2 separate regions of the Mus musculus genome follow, and region 2 is linked to region 1. Evidence: chromatin loops called from intact Hi-C (ENCODE). Cell type or tissue: left cerebral cortex. All regions are shown on one strand.

Region 1 (8,000 bases):
GACTGGGTGGGGTGGGAGTGCTGCATTCTGCTGATGGTGAGTGGTCTTGGTTTCTGTTAGTAAGATTCTTATGTTTGCCTTTTGTCATCTGGTAATCTCTGGAGTTAGTTGTTGTAGTTATCTCTGGTTAGATCTTGTTCCTTGGGTGTTTATGTTAGCCTCTATCAGCAGACCTGGAGACTAGCTCTTTCCCGAGTTTCAGTGTTCAGAGTTCTCTCTACAGGTAGGCTCTCCTCTTGAAGGGAAGGTGCCCAGATATCTGGTGTTTGAACCTGCCTCCTGGCAGAAGTTGTGATCCACTCACAGAGGTCTTAAGATCCCGTGGAGGGTCCTGTGTATACCTTATGGGTGTCTTCAGACTCCACGCCCAAGGTACCCCTGTGCTGGCGTGGACCGGAAGGGACTTGTGCCCTGATCAGGCCAGGTTTTCTGCTTCCCTAATTATTGCAGTCTCAGGTCTCATGCGATTGGATTGGAGCAGCAGGTGTGTTTCACTCACCAGAGGTCTTAAGATCCCGTGGCAGGTCTTGTGGGTAGCTTGCGGGTGTCAGCCGACTCTGCGCCCTAGCTACCCCAGTGCTGGCGGGCTACACTCTCCTTTATAATATATATGTTTTCTTTTTTCACTTTATAAGTCCTTTACATATATATGATAGCTTATAGTTTGGTTTTATAAGGGGATTCTGAGTGTACAAACAAGTGGGATATCTGTTGTTGTATTTTGGTTTGTGTGTCTTTTCTTGGCCTCTTTCCTTTTTTTTGTGTCCTGTTTTGGTGTGTTAGTTGTTCTATCTTATTTAATGATTGTCTTTTAGAAGCCTGTTTATTCTCCAATATGGACCAGAAACAGTGGATCTGAATGGGAGGGAAGGTGGGAAGAAACTGGAGCTTCAGAGGGAGAAGAATCCATAATCAGGATATATTACTATATGAAAAATATCTATTTCAATAAAAGCAATCCAAAAACAAAAAAAAACTTACCAAAACAAGAAAAGAATTAGTAAATGAATCTAGCAGAAACTATTGCACTCTTACAATAGTTGAGGGATGATTTAAACATATATAAAATAAAATTTAAATTTCACTGTGGATGCATTTAAATCTAAGCCATAAAAAGGTAAAATGCGTATTCATGTCACTGTTACTTATATTCTGAAAAACATTGTCATATTATTTGAAGGGATTTTACTGTCCTGAGCTGAGAAGTGCTCAGTGTCTGTTGGTGGTAAAATATGCTTGCATGTGTCACCAAAGAGCAGTCCCTAGAAAGGTGCATTTTTGTTTTTAGCCCTGGAAAATTAAACAGAGTATAGTTCTGCTTTCACATTTACTCCTCAGGACAAGCAAGCAGTAACAGAATGGCAATTGGGTTTCTGATACAAAGATTTTACCAAAGGGACCAACTCAAGTCAGGAAACATGGGCTAGGCAGCCCTTCACTTTTTGCATAGAGATGAATGCAGCTTAATTAAAACTAAATAAGATAATACTCCCAGAATGCAGTTTAATAACTGCATTTCAAATACTCACATGCACTAACCCTTGACAGAGTCTTTGTCAGAGTGAGCAATGTATAGTTCACCTATGTTACTTCATTTGTCTCATGAACATTACTGAAGGAAGTTGTGGTTTCCCCCTTTTCCACATGTCTTTGAAGCAGAGAACTGTTAACTCTCTTATTCCTAATGCATGGATGATAAGTGATAGGTCGAGGACCACACTGTAGTTTAGACTGATTCTCAAGTACACTTATTGCTCTAGCAACTGAGCAATTAAAACAAACAAACAAACAAAAAACAGAGCCTCCTCATATTACCCTTCACCCACAGCTAGGATGACTTCTGGGGGATGATAAGATGGGCTACTCTGGTTTTCAGAAGATGACAGTGTAATTGAGGTAAGAAAGTTCTTTCTTCCCTAAGGAAAGGGGTTCCTGGAACAAATTGAAAATTCTGTGCTGATTCCAATCACTAGTGAGTACACAGTTGGATTTGATTTGTGTTGTCCATTAGTTTTCTAATAAAGACCAACTTAGTGAAACATCCATGTCTACACATAGTTTGCTATGAACCATGGCTCAGACAGCCAGGGCTGTGTAGTGTATCAGCACATTAAAGATGGGCAGGGCAGAGACGTGCATGGCCACCAAAAGACAACAATGACAGCAGCTAAAATGGTGGCTCCTTTCTTGAGAAATTTTTCTCACTCTCTCTTTGTTTTTTCTTATGAAGATGACTTCTGTGGGAAGCCACTGAACCCAGCCCACCAGAGGTTGGCCAAGGGGCAGCCTGAGGTCTCTGGGCCTCACGGAGGCCAGGGATAACAGGTTCTCAGTCTTGGGCATCCCAGACACAGTTGGACACCATGGAAGCGCTGAGAACAAAATGGGAGCTCTGGGTGGTGCCCTGGCCAGCCTCGGGGCTGAAGAGAGGACAGGGCAGGGAGAGAGGGGGTGCTGGGTAGTTCCCATGCAGGTGAGAGTCCTTTGTCTAGTCCATGGCTAGAGTGCAGGAAGGCCTTCTGGTGGGAGGTTAGACGTGGCTCTTTAGGGGAAAGCCTATCCCATCCTTCAAGTATGGCAGGCCTTGATGAGCAGAGATAGTCTATGGTTTTAGAGGTTTATTTTAGAAAGGCAGAGAGAAAGAGAGAAGGTAGAAAGAAAGAGAGAGGCCAGCCATGGCCATGTGGAGAGAAGGGGCAAGGAGGGCTAGAGTTCAGAGTAAGGTGAAAGCTTAAATGGGGGGGGGGGCAAGCAGCCCCTTTTATAGTGGTCTGGGCTAACTTGCTGTTGCTAGATAACTGTTGGGAGGAGCATACTTGGCTATAGTCAGGTAACTGTTGGGGAGGAGTCTAGCCAGAATGCCAGAAGCTTGAAACATTGTGTGACTTATAGTCACAAAATTATGGAGTTGGGGTCTCTTGGTGCCAGGCACCTGTCCATCGAAACGTGGCTCACTGTTCCATTTCTACTGTACAGTTTCCTACTGGGTCTCCAGATCAAGCCTCATTTAACCTAAACAGACTGCCTTTCAGGGCCACACACACTAGGTTTCATGTATTTTAGAAAAAACAGTGTTTTAGAAAAAAAAAACACTATTGTAAATTCATGGATTGTCTTAGGTAAAAGAAAAAGTTTTACAAATTAAAAAATGTGGAAGACATATTGTTAGATATCGTGTGAATTTTCAAGCATGGTGCACTTGTCTTCAATTTCAGTGATGGTACAGATCTTCAAGCCCAGCACTCAAAAGGATCTCCAGGAGTTCCAATGGAGCCTTGTGTGCACAGCAAGACCCTGCCTCAAAAACAAGTAAGCATCATGTGTCAAAACTCCATAAATCATTTCATCTCATTTTATGCCTTTATTCATATAAACACCCACATGTATTCATGGCTGTAAATGTACAATCTTTTCTTTTCATTGTAATTCTGGACTATAGTATTTTCATTTTCCTGAAACTGTTTTGAGGCTAGATCTAAATGGTTTAAGACATTTTTAAATAGACCATGAAATTAAAGTAAAATATTTTGAAAAATGTGAGAGAGACTTCAAGAAAGAAATAAGGTTTTCTAATAGTAATTGGGATACAATACCAAAGATATCCAGAGTCTGTGCCTCTCTGACCCTCCAAAGATCCTTTATTAAATAATAGACTTACATAGTGGAGCCTTTGCTTCTATAACTTGGGTATAAGCACCATACTCTTACAAGATATAAGTGGAAAATTGCAGATAATGGAGGTTACTGTAGCTCCCCAAATCTTACTAGATGTTCTTAATCACTTGGCTGTTGCAGTTGCCCATGTGACAGGGGTTAGGTGAACAAAGAGAAAAACCGCAGAATGCCCCAAGGCCAGAATCAGGAAGCATTCTTTGTACTCACACCAACAGAATGTGATTAGTAGGAAGGGAAGGGCAGGTTGGGGTTTTAGACTAACTTCCAGGGGCCCTGGTAGGTATGTCTGTGTCCAGATCCTCATTCTAGAGAGTGAATCATTTTCTTCCCCTTCGAAGTTTGGATAGTTGAGCTACTTCATTTAATACTGCTGCAGAAACACTCACCATTCACAATGAACTTTCCCAAGCTCAAACTTAGCTCTTGGCATCTGGAATTCATGAAGCTATGGTGTTGACAGCTCTTAGTGAATACTTTTATTGTCTGGATTATATCAACTTAGATGGCATCATAAATCTCTTATTTTTCTCACATTTTTTCCATGGTGTTTTTAATAATGCTGTTGCCAAGTCCATATTAGTAAGTCAGAAAATGCAGAGTAATCATAAGCCATGCCTTGGATTTCCAGTAGCTTCTTCCAACTTAAAGTTAATTATTTGTGAAATAAAGACAAAGACACTGGCACAGTTCTCCTGAGCCTGAAAGCACTTTTACTATGCCATTTCATTCACTTTTCAAAGCAGTACTATGAGTTGGGCAAAATATTTGTTTTTCAGGTGAGAGAGTAACAGTTTAGTGAACTTTCAGGATCACATGGCTAAAGTGAAATTTGATCTGATAGTCACAGCACACCAATTTGAATATTATGTTCACTCTATGTCCATTATACCCATTCCCAGTCATTCGATTCAAATGAAGCCCTTTTGTGTCTGCCCACAGACAATCCTTCATTTCAGTTCTAGTTGAATAATACCAAGCCCTGGGAGTTAAGAGAAGAATCCACAGTGGATTAAAGGCCAGTCTTTGAGCTATGTAAGGAGGTCAAAATCCAAGGGCTGGGCATGTAGCTTAATGGCAGGGAACTTGCCTAGAATGTAAAAGGAGCAGCGTGCCATTTGCAGAGCTATCAAAACAGACTGAATAAGAGGCAAGCAAACACCTCTGATGTTAATTTTTGTAGACTGTGCACATATTTGAGTGACATATGAACAAGGAGTGAGATTGAGCTCATGAGTGGGAGTGCACACAAGCAGCACAAAGTAAGTAAGAAGGAGATGCAAGCAGAAAAGCAGGCCCCCATGTTGGATAATTTTAGCAGTCAAGTTGTCCTCCACTCCCCAGGTGCTCTCATCTCTGAACATTCCAGAAGGAATAGAACATTGTATTCTTGGCTGGAGGTGAAACAAGCAAATGAGTCATCAGGGTTGGAGTATCTTTTCATCTGATTGGAGGGACAGACATCTAAGGGCTGTGTCTCTCCATTTCTCTGGCAGCAGCTGGATCTGTGATGTGCATCACCTCTTACACTCTGTTCCTGGGGCCCTTTATTCATAACTAGGGTTCAGTAAACCTAAGTGAAACTTCTGGAGTGTAAGCACAGCGGATGAGAGAGATGAGAGATCATTGGTCCAGGCTTCAGAACATTTCATCTTGGTGCTGCATCGGTGTGACTTTGAGCAACTCACTTCAAACAGTCAGGTTCTAATGTCACTTATATAACAGGACAAGTAATACTCAGTATGAAGTTTTCTAAAGAATAAATTAGTTTTCATATGTGAATGTGGCCTAGAAATAATAAAAATAGATGTGAAATACTGTGCACATGTATAAAGTAGTAAAATGAAGAGCATATAAATAATATAGGATAACTTCTAAGGCTTGAGTTTTATAAAATACTCCACCACCTCTTATGCTTTTGCAAGCTACTCTGTTTCAAACACTTTTTGTTTCATTACTGTCCTTTAGTTCTTTACACAGAGACAATTGTGTATTTTATGCAAATTCTAAAATAAAGAAATAATTCCCCCCATTCAGCTTTTATGCAAAAACAGCTTTTAAGCAGTTGGCGTAGTTATAAGTGGGGCTCTCTATTCTGGGTGCACATTTGTATTATTACTGAATATGTTAATTAATGTGCAGACTTGGAATTAGAATTATGAAGTGGGGAGCTTACAAGAAATGGAAAACTAGCTAATATATGATACTTTGAACACTAACACAAAACTATTCAAACTGCCCCATAGACCAGTCTCATGAAACGTTTGGAGGACCTAACGGAAATGCAGGGTCCCAGGCCCTACCCCAGATGAACCAAATCAGGACTTACATTTTGACAATTGTCTTTGTTAGCTATATGGATTGTTTGAGACTAGCTGGTGAGTACATAGTTCTATTTGACTCCTACAAAATTTCTGTTCTGTTGCAAAGAGGATTGCTTATCATTTCTCAGCCGCAAAGCCTCTCTCCAGAGAAATTTGAAGATATTAGAAATTAAGTCAGACTGAAATACTGGCTGAGGAATTTGACTTTGGGTTGTCTAATTCCTGTGTGAGAGCCATTTTCTGATCCATCCAGGTCTCTTGTCTATCATTTATGAAGACCTACTTTGGAACTAGACCTGGCAATTCTTTGTAACTTTAAAAGTCAGGGGCAAAGGCATTCTATTCCAACAGCCCTGCCTCCAGACAGAGGGAACTTCTCAGGAGCTGGGGAAACACCACTTCCCTTTGTGGCACATAGAAACTCTGATTCTGTGCCAAGAAGAGCAGGTCGGTTCTCACATCTTTCTTTTCTTTCTTTTTCGTTTTCCTTTTTTATTTATTTTTTTTTTTTTCATACTTGGACAGTTGACGTTTTAAATGACATCAGCCTTCTGGGAATTCATTTCTGGTTGACCCCATCATCAGAATGCTACTATTATAGGTTGCCACTCCTCAAATTGCCCAACCTTGGTGGCTGACTGGCCTTCCCTAAGGTGCCTCAGGTGACCGCATGCATCATCAAGTGAGGGCCTGATTCACTTGCTTACTAGAAGTGGTTGAAAGATGTAGGTAGAAGCTCTCCAGCATTCCTTCCTCAATATTCCCAAGCTCATCACAGAAAAGATGCTTGAGGTAGCAGTAAACAGGCTGTAGGTTAGAATGTGTCCTCATCAATGAGCCTCCTCTATGAGATCCACCGTATATGTATTATCATACATGTAAAATAATTCCTGTAAATTACACATATGCAAAAGTTACATGCATGTAAAGTAATACATGTAAAGTGTATAAATATGTAAAAATATATGTAAAAATATACATATGTGCAAAATACATGCATGTAAAAATTATATAAGTAAAATATGGTGGGATTCAAAAAGCAGGAGTGAAAAGTCCAGGAAATGCTGAAGACAGTGCTTCTGTGATCTGCTGCTTCCTGGCTTTCATTAAGTTCCTGAAGTCCTCAGCTGGAGCTCTAGGTGGAGACACCTGCCCTACAGTCTCTTACCTTTCATCAGGCCCTCTTTTTGTTGCAGCACAGAATACAACATAGCCTAAGCACATAAAGCCAGAAACCTGAGCAAACGTCAGCAAGAAAATATACTTGGAGTTACTCGAAAATGAGAACAAATCAAAAGTGGATGTTCAGGGAGTAAAGGCCAATAGGAAATGGCTTTCTGTTCCCCACAGAGCTTTTCTGTCCACTGATATATCTGGAGCTCCCTCGTAGTGTGTGTTGGACCTCTGCACAATTGCCTTGTCCATCTACTTTTGCCCATACATCCACACGTCTAGAACACTTCCATTCCGGAATAACCTTTAACAGCGTTGCCCTTCTGAGTCCCAGGTGTCATTTCCCATAATTCATTTCTGGACTCTTCCCCAGTATTTATTATGTGTTCTGCCTGCTTTGTCAACTGCATCATCTTTAGCGCCTCTTATTGGGCTTTTATGCATGTAGTTTGAAAGATTATGATTTAGTTGTTTGTATGAGTTTACAAGCTCCCATAATACTAATGATTTGCTTGCCCTGAAACGTGGGTGCAGTAATAACTCGTGGTTGGAACAGAGATCTCCCTCACACATTGGGAAATGTCAGGTCTTGCTCTTGTGTTCAGTGAGTGGGTAAGGCCTGATTATACCCTCGAACACTGTGGTCCTTTGAGGTTGCTCCTGCTGCCCAGGGCTGTAGACAAACTGGTAAGACTTGTTCTCCAGCCTTCGTGAAAACAGCTTCTCATTTCACAAGAAGTCCCATGCATCATCTCTTACCCTAAAACCCAACGCCTTGCTTGACTACAGCAGAGGTAAGTGCATGAGACTTTAGGGCTTTAAAAAAATGTT
Region 2 (8,000 bases), 190 kb after region 1:
ACCTTACCTGTGGTATTTTTATTTATTTTACTCAACAATGTGTTTAAACTTGTTAGTGGTGTGTGCTTTAGTATAAGTGTACCCAGGACTGCTTTTTCCTTTCATAATATAAGCCTTGAAGGTCAAAGAAATAATGTTTGTTTAATTACTTACTGTCAGCATTTTTGCAAATGTTAACTGACCAAGGGATTTAGGCTGTTTCATTTTTTTTTTCTGACATGGCATTTAGTTTGTCTTTTGAGCTCAAAGGAACCCAAGAGTTCTGAGTGTAGTATTTAGTGTTCAGTTCTCACTGTAGTTCTGAGCTGAATAGTCTTTGGCTCTTGCTTGGTTGATAGGGTGCTTATTTAACATGCACAAAGAATTATGATTTTAAGTTCCAGTTCTGTAAAATGGGTAGCTTGTTGCACATCTGTGATCCCAGAAGATGGAGGCAGGAATATTCGTAGCTCAAGGTCATCTTTGGCTTCAAAGTGAGTTCAAGTTCAAAGCCAGTGTAGGATTCATGAGACCATTTCTCAAAAGAAAGAGAGCATAAGAAAGAAAGAAGTGAGAAGGGAAAAAAGGAAAGTGGGGAAAGGGGGAAGAAAGGGAAGGGAAGGGAAGGGAATGGCTCTACAAGCCTCTTCAGGAACATAGGCAGAAAGAAAAAACACACTACCTGATAGGAGTATAGAGAAATACTGCATTGATGACCATGGATCATGAAAGAGAGCCTAGTTACACCTGAGATATTTGGGTTTGTCTCAATAGAAGAGAGAAAAGGCAAAATATCTGGCCAGCAAGATGGCTCAGTGGGTCAAGGCACAGGCTGTCAAGCCTGATGATATAAATTTGACCCTTGAGGCACACATGGTTAAAGAAATTCTCTAGCTTCCACATCTGTATTTTGCTATGTATGGAGCGTAACTCTTCTGCACTCAAACACACTCTCAGATACACGAACAAATGTGATGAAAATTTAAAAGAATAAGTTTCAGTAGCTCTGTTAGCTGTCAGCAAATGCAAATCCATGAGTTTGTTCGTATTTTAGGCATTCTATTCAGCCATCATTTATAATTGTTCTCATTTATTGATTGAGGAATCTTCCCTTTACCCATACTATATTTTATGTTAGTGAAAAATGAGAACCCTTGAAGTATCCCATTTTTAGAAGACTTGATTTCTTCAATAAGTTCTATAGTTACTTTCCACTGACCTTTTATTTTCATTCTTTAAAAATATGACTGTCCAGCTATCTCCAAATTTATGTCTGTTCTTAAGAATTTAGATCTAAGATCAGCATATCTGTCATTAAAATTTTGCTAACAATATATGCGTGATATTTGTGTCAGTGTGAGATGTGTGGATGTACTTATGTTTGTGATATATGTGTATGTATGGTATTTATGTGTCTTTTGTGTGTGATATTTATATGTTTCCTCTGGAAGAGCATCAAGGGTACTTAACCACTGAAACATCTCTCCAGTATTGAGTGTTGACAGTTTAAAGGGACTCTTGGAGACAAATTAAACGTATCTTGATGAGATGGCTGGAGCATTTGAGAGTAAATGATACAATGTACATAATGATTTTATTATGAACTGTCTCTGGCTAGTTCATGAGTTGAATATTTGGTCTGTAAGTGTCGAGGACTTGAGAGGAAGTAAAAACTTTAGGAGTTGGACCTAGCTTGAGGAATCATGCCACTGAGAGTACAACTTGTTCTTAGCCCCTGGTTAGTTCTCCTAATTCCCTCTGCCATCCATTTGCCATGATATGAGCCAACTCCTCTGCTCTCTTCACCACAATGGACTGAGATGTTCTGAATAAATATTTACTCCTTGTGAATTTGTTTCTGCCATTCATCGCTTCACAGTTATGAGAAGCATACCTTATATACTGATCTAATGCTAAAGTTAGAGAGATAAGAGGAACATCCCCACCTAAGGGGGAAATCTCAACTAAACAGGAAGAAGGACACAGAGAGAATAGTCTTTTCAACAGTTATATGATAGGACAGGATGTTGTCTCCTGTAGTAGCTTTCCAGAACCTTCTAGTGATTGAACTTCAAGAAATCATGGCATCTGGAAATGACAATCTCTATGAAAATCTGACATTTAATAGCAACTTCTAAAAGATTTTGATGAGCAAACAGATTTTGAAATAGATTAGCTGTGAGGTGATGCAAGCAGAACATAGAAGAAGGAAGTTTTGTTTGTTCAGAGCAGATGAAAAGTGAACGGATATTTTAGCTAAGTGGAGATTTCCAAGCAACAGGGTTGTGTTGCTGGTTTAAAATAATGTATGGATTTTAGACTGTGAACCAATAGGGTGTGTCTGGGGCCTCACATGATGTGGATCTGTACATACGCTGTAAAGCTTTTCTTGATAGTGACAACAATAGTTTTAAAAGGCAAAGGAGAAGCTGGCTTTGCTCAAACAAGTCTCCAATCCAGCACTGGGGAGACTACAAGAGGGGATTGTGGGACTCAGGTTTCCATGTGCTACCCTATGGAGTCTCTGGGTCAAAATAAAAGGTGTATTTAATAGTAATGTTCCATTGTGTAAATGCACCACATTTTCTCAATCTATTCTTTGTTTGAGGGATAACTAGGCTGTTTCTAGTTTCTGGCTATTATGAATAAAGCTGTTAAGAACATAGGTGAGTAAGTATTCTTTTGGGTATATGCCCAGGAGTGGTATAGCTGAGTCTTAAGATAGATCTATTCCAAGTTTTCTGAGAAACCACCAAATTGATTTCCAAAGTGGTTGTACAAGTTTATGCTCCCACAAGCAAAGGAGGAGTGTGTTCCTTGCTCCACATCCTCACATGCATGAGCTGTTGCTTGAACGTTTGATCTTAGCCATTTTGACAAATGTAAGATATAATATCAGAATTGTTTTGATTTGTATTTCCATGAAATCTATGAAAGTGACCCTAGCTAAGACTCCTAGCAATAAAGGATATGGACTCTAAATGGGCTAGATCCTGTAAATAGGCAAGACTTCCAATGGAGAGATTGGGGCATCAAACCACCCAGAAAACTTAGATTTATAATTTATTCTGTCTACAAAATATGCAGGGGTAAAAGATGGAGCAGAATTTGAGGAAAGGTCAAACCAATGACTGATCCAGCTTCCAACCTGTGGCATGAGAGGGAGTCTACCCCTGACACTATTGAAGATATTCTGCTATACTTCCAGAAAGGCACATAGCTTAACTGTCATCTGAGAGGCTCCACCCAGCAATTGATGGAAACAGATACAGAGACCCACAGCAAAACATTAGGCAGATCTTGGGAAATCCAGTCGAAGGGGGAGAGAAAGGATTGAAGGTACCAGAGGGGTAAAGGAAACCACAAGAAAACCTACAGAATCAACTACCTTGGGCACGTAGGAACTCATAGAGAGTGAATTGCCAATCAGAGATCATACATGGATATATAACAGTTGTACAGCTGGGTGTTCATGTAGGACTTCTAAAGCAAGAGCAGAGGTTGTCTGTAACTACATTGCCTGCCTTTGGATTCCTTCCCCTTAACAGGTTTGATTTGTCTAGCCTCAAGAGAAGAAGATGTACTGAGTCTTAATGCAACTTGATGCCAAGGTTGGTTGATATTCATGAGAGGCCTCTCCTTTTCTGAGGAGAGGGGAGGGGTACATGGGGGAAGGGAGGTGAGGTTAGGAGGAGGGACTGGGAGGAGAGGAGGGAGAGGAAGTTGGGATTGGAATATAAAGTAAATAAATAACCAATTAAAAATAGAAAGCACAAAGCAACAGAATCACTGTATTTATAGCCACCCCCACTATTTATATTCCCATTTAAATTCTGTAATGTTGATAATTCACTAAAGTGGGTTAATGACTTCTACTATAAACATTTGTTTGGAGTTCTATTTTGAATTTTATCACAGTTTTTTTTTTTTTTCCATCTCTTTAAATAAAATTTAGTTCAGTGCACCTGACTTAGTCTCTGGCAAGAAAGCAAACAAATAAATAATAAAACCGAACCAAATGTCATGAGTTCCTCAATTGCAGTCTCCGTTAATCTTCAAGTCAGGGACTCGAGTCAAGTTAGAAGCAAGGCCAGAAATCTTCCTGCATTTTGTTTTGTAATCTATGAACACAAAATGTCCAATGAAATTGGATTTTTGTTTTCACATGTGAGAAATGTGTGAAGTGAGTGCTAACCGATGCCTTCACTGTTCATGGCTCTTACAGGCAATGACAAGTGCAAAGCTTGAGGTTTACCGATGCTATCTGCAGCTTCTTCTCTTACTTAAGAAACTCTCCCGGAGACTTGATTTTATTCATTTATAAAATGAGGGGGCTGGCCAAGATGTTATCCAAGATTCCTTCCAAGTTTTGGTAATAATACAAGGTACAATCTATACTGTAAAGTGGTCCTATAGTTTCATCGTATGGAGAAAGGCTTGGGTTTGGATGTTTGCTTTAATTAGTTACTCAAGAAGAGGACATGGATTTGAAATGAGGGATGGTGTGGACACAGGAAGAGGTGGAGGGATGGAAATGCAATATACTTCCATATATGAATTACAAAATAAATTTGAAACCTGGAATAAATGTATGAGCAACTGCCTCTAATGTGATTATTGAGATAGGCAATAACTTAAACTTAATATTAATTCCAATAAAATATTACATATGAGTGGTGATCTAATGCAGTCATAAGAAGACAACAGCTGACAAAATAGAAGAGGGATTCAACTTCCAGGACCAGAAAATGGGAAAGATGACCCTCTAGTGGCAGAAGCTCTTCTTAAAGGAAGAAAAGAAGGAAAACCATATACACTGCTTTTACATCACATACAAGGCAGGATATACAATATAACCACAGTTTCCACATTTCATGAGTAATGTATTCCATAGGGCAAACTAGTTGAAACTATTTAACTGATTTAGTCCAGGAATAAAGCACCTTGCTTTATAGTTTCACCAGAACGCTTCATGGAATTAGAATGATAATCCACACGTCATTATTTCCAGGCACTACCTCCTGCTCAATGGTCAGTGTGGAGAATGCGTTGAATGCTGCTGGCTGAGGATCTCAGTGAGTCAGAAATGTGGGCAGGTAATGGGAAGTAGAAGCCTGTGTGTGAACAGCACTGGTTTTGAGTAGGCTTTGGTTTCCTTGGGCAGACTTCCACCTTCCTGACTCACTGGGCTGACTGTGCTCTGTTCTGAATCTGTTTCCCTGTGGCTCTTTCAGATTGAAAAGGATACTTAGTAAATAGTCCCTGTTGTTGTTATCTTCAAAATAGTCATGCATTTCTAGGTAGATTTTTACCCCATCATAAAACAAATTAAATGAAAACATCTATTTATTTCAGTTGTATATGACCAACATGAGAAAATGTAAGAACTGAAGTATAGTGGGCATGGTGTTGCATGCCGATAGTCCTAACACTTGAGAGGTAGAAACAGGACCAGTACCAGTTCAAGGTCAATCTCTGCTACACTGTGAGTTTAAGACCAGACTGGCCTAAGTGAGATGTGTCTCAGAGCAACAAAAATAGGTCAGTGAGATGGCCCAGTGGCTAAAGATACTTGACGTCAAACTAACTGAGTCCTCTCATGGGAAGGAAGGCACTCACTCTAGCAAGCTGTCATCTAATTCAGAGGACACACACATGCCATGATAAAAACTCCCTCACTACACATATGCATACAGAGAAATTATAAAAGCAACAGTGATGGAGAACTGAAGTACATGGGACATGTACTTTTGCTTATTGAAGGCATTGGTAAAGGGCTTTACTTGACCATTTTTTTAATTGATTATTTCAAACCTCAGTTATACAGGGTTATTATGTAGGGTTATTATCAACAGTGATCAAATTTACTCAACAACTGTCAAAAGTTTCACTTCTCATATTACCATTGAATAGTGTTTAAAAAAATCAGAATTCCAGTCCATTGATATATACTATCAATATGCCTTATATTTGAAAGTCAAACTATGGTTTAAAAACAGGGGCACTGTAGAACATTCCTGCTGAAAATTTTACACTTAGTATGTCTCATTTGACAATTGCAAACATCAGAAGAGATCCTGAGCATGACTGGATCTTTCTTGCCCTAAAGTTTGTTACTCACCAGTAACTCTCTAGTAAATAAAACAATACACAGAACATATGATGTCCTTTCATGTATGCAATGTGTATGTACTGAAACCTGGCATTCAATAGACCCAGTTGCACAATCCCTATTTCCTTGGTGTTCAGATTCTTAAACAAACCACCTCAGTGTGTGGGCTTCCATAATTACACAATCCCTATTCTTGGCATGGCTGGGCACTTTCATGATCGAGCCAGATAAAAAACTCTCTGCTCTTAAAATGCTCATAGATGCTTGTTACAAATTCATTCCTCAATAACACGATGTACTTCCTTTTCTCCTGAGCTGGAGTTACCACGCCATGCAAACTCATTCCTTTCCTATTTACCAAACTCTACATCAGAATTGAGCCAATCTCAGTCTTTGCCAAAAAGCCATAGGTAATGATTTTCTAACTATATTAATTATGCCTTTATTTGTATTCCTAAATCATTTGTAGAAACATATTTTATATTATTTGTTTGTATATGTGTTGGCATATATATTTATTTTCTCATTGTATTTGATGTAAAACATTGAATTTATTATTATTATTACTCTAGTTTACTAGGTGTCTAACCTGTGCTTGACTTACTTTCTGCTTATTTGCATCCTTTTTTTCTTCCTCTCTTTTCCTTTCCCTCCCCTCCCCTTCCCTTTCCCTTTCCCTTTCCCTTTCCCTTTCCCTTTTCCCTTTTTCCCTCTTCCCCTTTTCCCCTTTTCCCCTTTTCCCCGTCTTTTCCCCTACTTTTCTCCCTTTCCCTTTTTTACCCCTTTTTTCCCCTTCCCCCTTTCCCCCCTTCCCCCCCTTTTCCCCTTTCCCCCCTTTTCCCCTTTCCCCCTTTCCCCCTTTTTCCCCTTTCCCCCCTTTTTCCCCTTTCCCCCCTTTTCCCCCTTTCCCCCTTTCCCCCCTTCCCCCCTTCCCCCCTTTTCCCCCTTTCCCCCTTTCCTCTTTTTTTCCTTTCCCCCTCTTTCCCCCTATTTCTTTCCCCCTCCTTTCTTTTTCCCCCTCTTTCTTTCTTTCCCCCCTTTCCCTTCCCTTCCATTCCCTTCCCTTCCCTTCCCTTCCCTTCCCTTCCCTTCCCTTCCCTTCCTTTTTCCTTTCCTTTCCTTTCCTTTCCTTTCCTTTCCTTTCCTTTCCTTTCCTTTCCTTTCCTTTCTTTTCATTACTAGAATGCTATTAATAATACCCAGAAACACTAAGCTGACCTAGAGAAGTCTTGTGATAGTCATACTCTAAACTAGATCATTGATGAGTAAAAATCTGTCAGACACAGAGAAAAATGAACCAGAGATACACAATTGGGCTTCTTGAAGTTATTATTCACTATTGACAGGTGAGTAAAATGATAACAAATAAATAGAAATTAAACAAAATGTATTTCAGAAAGCAGAAACATAAGTTAATAGATATAAATAATCATGAATTAAGAAAAAACTTGCTGACTAGATCAGGTGCTCCCAGAAGATAAAGAGATGGACTAAGGGAAGCAAGGGGTTGATATGTATATTAGTTGGGTTTTGTCAGAAATACAGAGTCAATAAACAAAGAGAACTGATAGACCAATAGAAAGCAGAGACAGACAGACAGACAGACAGACAGACAGACAGACAGACACAGAGGCCAACATAGAGTTGGAATGACTGAGAATTTGCCCCTAACTATAAAAGTGAGCTGTTCTAAGATCTACAGATTGAGCTGGCAGCCTGAGACACAGCAGGGCCAATGGCTCTAGTCCGGACCCTATGCCTAGAGAAGGAGAGCTGGGATCATAGTTACTGTCTCACTCCCTCAGCTGTAGACTTGTTGATGTTTTGATTTTAGACCAAAGGTAGCAATATAGTCCATAACCAAGTCCCTAACCAGTCACAATAAATCCACTCATACTCTGGAAAGTAT

The links. Peaks named below come from ENCODE experiments on the same cell type or tissue, not always from the same donor. Only the 100,000 strongest peaks of a DNase experiment are listed, where the experiment ranks them.
Region 2: it touches region 1 in a loop (2.7-fold over the local background); 5 of 42 quality-filtered maps call a loop at or near these places.

Annotation. Positions count from the first base shown.
Region 1 is chr16:26,244,077-26,252,076 of GRCm38, forward strand. It overlaps Gm41436 (a long non-coding RNA gene), which reads left to right and starts at 7,842. Exons shown (of 5, transcript XR_875990.1): 1 at 7,842-7,963. In left cerebral cortex, no CTCF peak of the experiment used is centred here; a DNase peak (open chromatin) is centred at 4,965.
Region 2 is chr16:26,435,111-26,443,110 of GRCm38, forward strand. No RefSeq gene overlaps it. Among named protein-coding and RNA genes, the nearest start is that of Cldn16, 24 kb to the right of the region's middle. In left cerebral cortex, a CTCF peak has its summit at 4,778; DNase peaks (open chromatin) are centred at 5,111, 5,522 and 6,276.